2 separate regions of the Homo sapiens genome follow, and region 1 is linked to region 2. A link is an interaction called in ENCODE POLR2A ChIA-PET data of the cell type or tissue named here. Cell type or tissue: A673. All regions are shown on one strand. Links, peaks and the distances in the headings refer to the core of each region. The heading gives the core; the rest is flanking DNA. Region 1 has its middle 19 kb from the start of PXDC1. Region 2 overlaps SLC22A23 (solute carrier family 22 member 23).

Region 1 (4,390 bases), core at 150-4,149, 430 kb after region 2:
TGATCATCTGGTAATCGCTGATAAGTTCACACATCAATATTTAATTCCACCACAGTTTTGTTTTCAAAGTAGAAGAAGTTTGTATAGGTTGGTGCAAAAGTAATTGCGGTTTTTGCCATTATTTTAGTGGTATATTGTCAGCAATCACCACTGCATCCCTGACTGAGATCAATGTGAGCTCTGCACAGTGTCTCTAACACTCACTAGGTGGCCATGGTTTCTATCCCTTCTAGAGAATGCTACCTGGAAAATAAGGTTTGGGGTCACACCCAGACATCAGACCATTTGTTACTTTCCCCATTTTCTCACCCTTTTTTTTTTAAATTTTTTAAATTATACTTTAAGTTTTAGGGTACATGTGCACAACGTGCAGGTTAGTTACATGTGTAGACATGTGCCATGTTGGTGTGCTGCACCCAGTAACTCGTCATTTAACATTAGGTATTTCTCCTAATGCTCTCCCTCCCCCATTCCCCCGCCCCAAAACAGGCCCCGGTGTGTGATGTTCCCCCTCCTGCATCCATGTGTTCTCATTGTTCAATTCCCACCTATGAGTGAGAACATGCGGTGTTTGGATTTTTGTCCTTGCGATAGTTTGCTGAGAATCTCACCCCCCCTTTTTTTTTTTTTTTGAGACAGTCTTGCTCTGTCGCCCAGGCTGGTGTGCAGTGGCGCCATCTCAGCTCACTGCAACCTCCACCTTCCAGGTTCAAGTGATTCTCATGCCTCAGCCTCCAAAGTAGCTGGGATCACAGTCATGCACCACCACGCCTGGCTAATTTTTGTATTTTTAACAGAGACAGCGTTTCACCATGTTGGCCAGGCTGGCCTCAAACTCCCAACCTCCAGTGATCCATCCGCCTCAGCCTCGGAAATTGCTGGGATTACAACCGTGAGCTACCGCGCCCAGCCTCACCCATTTAAAGGGAAACTTTCTTCATGGTAACGAGCTCACTTACAGATTGAGTTCATAATATTAAAAAACATTTTTTTAGAGATGACATCTCCCTGTGTTGCCCAGACTGGAGTGCAATGGCTATTTCCAGACATGTTGATGGTGCACTGTGGCCTCAAACAATCCTCCCTCCTCAGCCTCCTGAGTAACTGGGACGACAGACTCGCACCACCAAGCCCAGGTGAGTTCACGATTTGAAAGGCACTGGTTTTAGACCTTTCTAGTAAATTTTAAATGGCACATTGGATTTCTCATAGCAGATGACTCATGTTCTTCTTATGAAATTCGCTTACACAATTCTCATGCTGGATTTTAGTCAGAATATAGACTAGAGAGAAAAAATCATCAAGGAGACAGAACCCATGGATATGTAACTTTATGAACAGGAATGTCCCAAACTCCCGATTTCATTCTTCTGACACAAAGAATTACCACCATGCGGCATACTTCTGCTGTAGGAATTGCTGCTGGAATATACTAATCATTTTAAGCAGTGAAGAGCATTGCGTCTGAAAGGCAAGTAGAGATACGGAAACACAATCAAGTCTAACAATAGATTGAGAAGAACCATGCCTAACGACAAGGGATAAAGATGAAAACCACCGTTTCATTCTTTCTCCTCCTTTTGACTTTATTGCTGCAGCTCAGTTTGCATCTTGAGCACCCTCGTTGCCCAGCAGCCCGGCGGGGTTCATTTGCATGTGTCTTCCCAGGTCTTCCCTTCAACCTCTGCAAAGCCAGCCAGGCGGAGAGGGGGCAGAGGCGTCCTTGGAGGGGAGCAATTCAGAAACAGCCACATCTTTTCTTTAAGGAAAAGGGAGGTCTCAAGATTACTTTCTATTTTTCATCACTTCTCTAATATATGCACACTGTATTTGCATAACATCTATTTGCACTGGGAGCCCATCCCTGGCTTCCTGAAAGATACAGGAGGGCATTTGAATATATATTTTATTCCCTGTGATGTCTCAGAGTTGAGCCTCTAATCTCATTACCAGCTTGCATGCTTCCAGTGAGTTATTCTATGGTCTTTAGAATTGTGCCTCCAATTTGTAAGCCTAGCTAACAATTACATTTTCATCGTGGAAAGATGTTAAAGATTGCTTTCAGTGAGAATTAAATCAAAGATCTCAGCATGTGCAGCTCCCAACCCCCAACCTCACTTCTTTGCGCACTTAATAGAGGTTGGCAACATAAAACTCCCTTTCTCTAGAACATCATCTTCACACAGAAAATCCTGCAGAAACTATGTTAAAAACACAGCATTGTCTAGTCTTATTCACTAAATGCTCCAACTTGACCACCTCAAAAAAAATAATAATTTCCAGGCTTGGAGAGACTGTTTAATTATTGAAGGACCAGCCTAGTGAAATGACATGGGATCCCAGACTGGTGGGATTTATGAAGAAATTGTCCATCCCTAAAAGAACAGGAAAACATACAGGTAGGTAGTTTCACAAAATATGATGTCAGTAAGACAGGTCAAAGACAGCCAAAATCACTCTTCAGAACCATTCTCAGCCTCTCTTTGGGTTCCCAGTTTATGTTTAGCTGCTTTGGGTTTAAATACCTTACCTAGATGATTTTACTTAATCCTTATGGCAATCTGAGGACATGGATTTTTTTAAATCCCCATTATACAGACAAGGAACCTGAGGTCAGTAGCTTTCCAAGGTCACATAATAAGAGACACATCTGAGAGAAGTAATTGGGTCTACTGCATTGCATCTTTAAGCCTCGCCTAAACCTTCATCCCTTTTGGCTTTCTTGTCTTTACCCCAGCTTTCTAGGATCTTCCAGGGCAGGACTACGTTCAGATCTGGCCTCCTTCTACCTAGCCAGTTCCTTCCCCTGCCAGCAAACATGCTATTCCGGCTTCTTTCTGCCCCTAGTGAGAGGTGACGGCGTGTTGGCAGCCCCCGCAGCCTTCTCTCGCTCTCGGTGCCTCCTCGGCCTCGGCGCCCATTCTGGCCGCGCTTGAGAAGTCCTTCAGCCCGCCGCTGCACCGTGGGAGCCCTTCTCTAGGCTGGCCGAGGCCAGAGCCGGCTCCCTCGGCTTGCGGGGAAGTGTGGAGGGAGAGGCACGGGCGGGAACTGGGACTGCGCGCGGCGCTTGCGGGCCAGCTAGAGTTCCGGGTGGGCGTGGGCTTTGCGGGCCCGCACTCGGAGCGGCTGGCTGGCCCGCAAGCCCCGGGCAGTGAGGGGCTTAGCACCTGGGCCAGCAGCTGCTGTGCTCGACTACTCGCCGGGCCTTAGCGCCCTCCCCGCGGGGCAGGGCTCAGGACCTGCAGCCCGCCATGCCTGAGTCCCCGCCCCGCCGCGGGCTCCCGCGTGGCCTGAACCTCCCCGACGAGCACCGCACCCTGCTCCACGGTGCCCGGTCCCACCGACCGCCCAAGGGCTGAGGGAGTGTGGGCGCACGGCGCGGGACTGGAGGGCAGCTCCACCTGCGCCCCGGTGCGAGATCCACTGGGTGAGGCCAGCTGGGCTCCTGAGTCTAGTAGGGACTTGGAGAACCTTTGTGTCTAGCTAAGGGATTGTGAGTGCACCAATCAGCACTCTGTGTCTAGCTCAAGGTTTGTGAACACACCAATCAGCACCCTGTGTCTAGCTCAGGGTTTGTGGATGCACGAGTCGGCACTCTGTATCTAGCTAATCTGGTGGGGACTTGGAGAATCTTTATGTCTAGCTAGGGATTGTGAATACACCAATCAGCACTCTGTGTCTAGCTCAAGGTTTGTGAATGCACCAATCAGCACTCTGTGTCTAGCTCAGGGTTTGTGAATGCACCAATTGACACTGTATCTAGCTAATCTAGTGGGGAGGTGGCGAACTTTTGTGTCTAGCTCAGGGATTGTAAAGGCACCAATCAGCACCCTGTCAAGACGGACCAATCAGCTCTCTGTAAAACAGACCAATCGGCTCTCAGTAAAATGGGCCAATCAGCAGGATGTGGGTGGGGCCAGATAAGAGAATAAAAGCAGGCTGCCGGAGCTGCTAGTTGTGAGTCTCCTTGGTGTTATGTATGCAGTGTGGTGGCTTTGTTATTTTGCTGTTTGTAATAAGTTCTTGCTGCTTACTTTCTGTGGCTATACTGCTTTTATGAGGTATGATACCCACCATGAAAATCTGTAGCTTTATATTTGATGCCAGGGAGCTTACTAAACCCACCAGGAAGAACAACTGCAGACATGTTCCCTTTAAGAGCTGTGGTACTCATGCGTAAATGTGTGCAGCTTTGCTCCTGAGTCAGGGAGACCACGAACCCACCAGAAGGAAAAAACTGTCCAACACATCTGAATGTTAGAAGGAACAAACTCCAGATACACTGCGTTTTAAGAACTATCACCGTTAGGATCCGTGGCTTCATTCCTGAAGCTAGTGAGACCAAGAACCCACAAATTACATACACACTAGATCTGCGTTGTAACAAGAT
Region 2 (4,390 bases), core at 273-4,272:
CCACAGAAATCAGGCACAACTTCCATGTGGAAATTTATTACCCAATGTGTTCAGCTAAGAAATTGAGTAAATTAAGAAATAACTGTAGTAGGCTTTTTTTTTTTTTTTTTGACAAGGTCTCCCTCTTTTACCTAGGCTGGAGTGCACTGGTGTGATCACAGTTCACTGCAGCCTTGACCTCCTGGGCTCCAGTGGTCCTCCCACTTCAGCCTCCCACTTCAGCGTCCCTATAGCTGAGACTACAGGCACATGCCACCATGCCTGGCTGATTTTTAAAATTTATAGTAGACAAGGTCTTGCTACATTGCCCAGGCTGGTCTTGAACTCCTGAGCTCAAACAATCTTCCTACCTCAGCCTCCCAAAGTGCTGGAATTACAGGTGTGAGCCACCACTCCTGGCAGACTAGCTTTATTAAGCATATTTACACAAGGGCATGAGCATCCGTCATGAATGTAGCCTCTGAGGGCTCTGCGCTAAACACAAATGCAGAGTTCCTCAGGGCTGCTTCAACCACAGGAGAGCCAGGAGGCCTGTTTGTTGGAGCAAATCGCCAGCCCACCCCACACAGTTGCACTCAGTGACTATGTGTGCCTAAGGCGGAGGTGCCATTTACAGAGCTGCCAGTGGTGCTGCTGGGGAGAGTGGTGAGTATTCAGGGAGGCCTTGTAGGTGCCAGGTACTGGGCACAGTGCCTTTTATCATCTGCACAACAAGCTCTGTGTTAAGTGTTACAATTCCCTTTTTTTTTTTTTTTTTAAATCCTGCCTTGTCCTGCCCCCAGTGTTAACATTCTTATTTGAAGCTTGGGAAAAACTAATTCATTGACTCCCATAAACGCAGTTAGCAAAAGGAAGAGCTAGATTTCAAGCCCAGGCTCCTGCAGAGCCCTGGTGGGAAGGTAACAAGAGGCAACAGGGCAAGGACCCGGGCAAGTCTTTCCTGTGTACCATGTGCTCGGGCCCCACCGAGGGCAAGGACAGCCTGGTGTGGCGACAGGCTCGCAGAGGCCACAGGCTGGGCTCGGCCTTGGTGATCCACGAGGACTCCCTCAGATCCTGGGTTTTCCAATTCGTGAAAGGAATGTGGAACAAGATCAGGAAGTTGTGAAGGGGCTCAGAGTATGTCATCTTGAAATATGCAAATATGCTACTTTCGCATAAGGATTATTTTGAGTTGAAGGCAATTGGAGAAAGAGCAGATGCAGGAAAAGCTCTCTACCCACCTTTCTGCTTAGAGGCAGGGCACAAATTTCCCTTTGTGAAGTTGTCACCCCCAGACTCCCTCCCTTCTCCCACAGGAGCAAGAGGAAGTGAGATGACTCACCACTGGGGACACTACCGACTTGAATCTGCATAAACAAACCTCACGAAATAGCCCCGTCTTCCATCAGTTTCCCCCATATATTTACCGTCCCACAATTTACTGCTCCTAGAAGCCCGAAGCCTTTTCCTTTGTCTTGTCATTTCTCAAATCATGTATTGCTTTCTGTTAAAATGGTATAGAAGCTCTTAGGCTTAACCATTTCCTTGGGCTTTCATTTCTTCTGTGAGATTCCCCTGTACATGTAAAAATTAAAATATTGACATCAAGTGCAAGTATGGCCTTTTCTCCTGTTAATCTGCCTTTATTTCTTATTTTTTGAGACGGAGTCTCACTCTGTTGCCCAGGCTGGAGTGCAGTGGTATGATCTTCGCTCACTGCAACCTCCGCCTCCCGGGTTCAAGTGATTCTCCTGCCTCATCCTCCTTAGCTGGGACTACAGGCGCATGCCGCCATGCCCAGCTAATTTTTGTGTTTTTAGGAGACAGGGTTTCACCATGTTGGCCGGGCTGGTCTTGAACTCCTGCCCGCCTTGGCCTCCCAAAGTGCTGGGATTACAGGCGTGAGCCACTGTGCCTGGCCTTAATCTGTCTTTAGTCAGTTTTATTGGCAGGGTCCCAGGTTCTAAACCTAAAAGGGTAGAGGAAAACATTTTTTCTTCCCTTTTAGTTGCATCCTTAAAGTTTTACCACTTCATAATTATGTGATAATGTTTGTAATAAAGAGAACAATGCTATTAGAGATTTAAAAGCCTATACAGAATTAAACGTGGCAGCACTGAGTTTAATTATGTAAGATGATGTCACCTTTGGGGTTTCTTGCTCTTGTCTGAGAACATTAGCTCCTTCTAGTCTAGAACCACTATTCCATCAACACTGACCAGATGGGGAACATGGAGCAAGAGAGGTCCAAAGGAGGTACCCAGGAAGCCCCAACGGAGAAAGTAACCCCAAGACTGAAGCCTGAGCAATTTGGTGGAGGTGCCAGATGAAGAGAGGATGTGTGTGTGGAGAGCACAGAGCTGCAGAGGGAAGAGCAGGGTCGAGGGGAGGGAGGAGCCAGTCATTTCTTAAGTGATGCAATAGCTCTGTGGCTATTATTGCCATTGCAGCTGAAATCCATGTCAGCCTCCTACCAATCAGGATTTCGTATCCTTTAAAACTCCTCTTCCAACTTTAATAAAAATTAAAACAGTGTGCTTTCCCCCACCCCCAATCTGATAATCCACCACCAGGCACACAGGCCTTAGATGAAGACAGATGGTGATCTGTCTTCAAAGACTTTGTCAAGCTTTGTTACAAAGCTTTTTGTTTTCTGTTCATTCCCCAGGTGCAGCTGAGTTCCCAAGCCCTGGTCCTGTCCCTCCTGGGGTGACAGCCTCCACTTTCCAATTCATAATGTCAGAGGCATGTGAGCCAGAACAACTCCATCTTAAACAGGAGCTGGGTAAAATGAGGCTGAAACCTACTGGGCTGCATTCCCAGATGGTTAAGGCATTCTAAGTCACAGGATGAGACAGGAGGTCGGCACAAAAGGCAGGTCATAAAGACCTTACTGATAAAACAGGTTGCAGTAAAGGAGCCGGCCAAAACACACCTAACCCAAGATGGCCACAAGAGTGACCTCTGGTCGTCCTCACTGCTACACTCCCAGCAGCGCCATGACGGTTTACAGATGCCATGGCAACGTCAGGAAGTTACCCTATGTGGTCTATAAAGGGGAGGCATGAATAATCCACCCCTTGTTTAGCATATCATCAAAAAATAACCATAAAAAAGGGCAACCAGCAGCTTTTGCGGCTGCTCTGTCTATGGAGTAGCCATTCTTTTATTCCTTTACTTTCTTAATAAATTTGCTTTTACTTTGCACTGCGGACTGGCCCCGAACTCTTTCTTGGGTGAGATCCAGGAATCCTCTCTTGGGGTCTGGATCAGGGCCCCTTTCCTGTAACAATAATGGCTGAGGAACATCTGAGCCTCCTTATGTAAACATATGAAATTAAAAATGTGTCCATGAGAATACAGCTTCCCTCCTCTCCTCTCCCCACAGGGGAGGTGCTTCCTAGCCCAGAGAGCGCTCCCACAAAAGCGGTATTATCCAGGAGGGATGGCCTGGAGAAGGGAATGGTAAGGGCAGGGGCTTTGAAATTGGTTGGCATTTCCATTTTCCAAGTACCAGCTATACGAATGACATTGAGCAAGAGGCTTAACATGCTTATGACTCTCTTATGAATGGCAAGAGGTACTATCTGGAAGAAATGTTTGTCAGAGTCAAAGAAAGTGATGATATAAGGTAAAACGCCCGCCGGTCACATTCTCTCTAGGGCCTTCAAACAGCACGTTAGTATAATAATTCAGGGACACATTTAAACAGCCCTGTGGGCTGGCCTGGGGACCCATACGTAACCGCAGCAGAGTCTATGACAAATTGCCCCTTTAGTTCCAGGTAACCATGAGATAAATGAACTTTTGTAAAAGTTGATAATTCTTGCAAAAGTTGGGAACATCTTGCATAAGAACGGCAACTTGGAAAGTGACTCGATTTCTAACCACAGTATGAGGAGCTTTGTAACCGATCCTTTGTGTAAAGGCCAAAAACGATTTTCAAGGTCCCATGTGAAAAAGCAGGAGACAATTGCCGTAGCAAATTTATAAAGTGACAGAGTGCGGCCCTTATGGAAAACAGATGGGGCTACTGGGAAAAGGGCAGCCGCATGACGTGCTAGAGACATGAGAACCGAGAGACTGTCCTTAGGTACTTGTGGGTTTTGATGGGATCTGTCTGGAAAGGATACATTTACCATTTGGGAAAACAGAAACCAGGGCAATATGAGTTTACAGGAATGATATTTAAAGGACTCATGTCTTCAAGCTTATGCTCCTTCTTTCAGGATCAGGTTGAATGAGGAGGGGCCGGTCTCTCATGTTACACATAACCTTTGGCATTCCCATCACCAATGCCTGCTATGGCACCTTCCCCTCCCTTCACAGGGTTGAAGGTGGCCTGCTGTGAAGTCAGGGGTCACATGGCTCCTGTGAGCTCCTGGCTCTGAAGGACACACATTCGGAA

The links. ChIA-PET counts read pairs that join two places held together with the same protein. Peaks named below come from ENCODE experiments on the same cell type or tissue, not always from the same donor. Only the 100,000 strongest peaks of a DNase experiment are listed, where the experiment ranks them.
Region 1: POLR2A ChIA-PET joins it to region 2 with 5 read pairs; 1 of 35 experiments calls an interaction of 5 or more read pairs at or near these places.

The regions. Positions count from the first base shown.
Region 1 is chr6:3,768,610-3,772,999 of GRCh38, forward strand. No RefSeq gene overlaps it. Among named protein-coding and RNA genes, the nearest start is that of PXDC1, 19 kb to the left of the region's middle. RefSeq lists a silencer at 1,506-1,800. In A673, for the core only: no CTCF peak of the experiment used is centred there; a DNase peak (open chromatin) is centred at 1,922; H3K27ac peaks cover 921 bases.
Region 2 is chr6:3,336,707-3,341,096 of GRCh38, forward strand. All of the region lies in intron 3 of SLC22A23 (solute carrier family 22 member 23), which reads right to left. Among named protein-coding and RNA genes, the nearest start is that of PSMG4, 80 kb to the left of the region's middle. In A673, for the core only: a CTCF peak has its summit at 1,276; DNase peaks (open chromatin) are centred at 1,285 and 2,365; H3K27ac peaks cover 3,735 bases.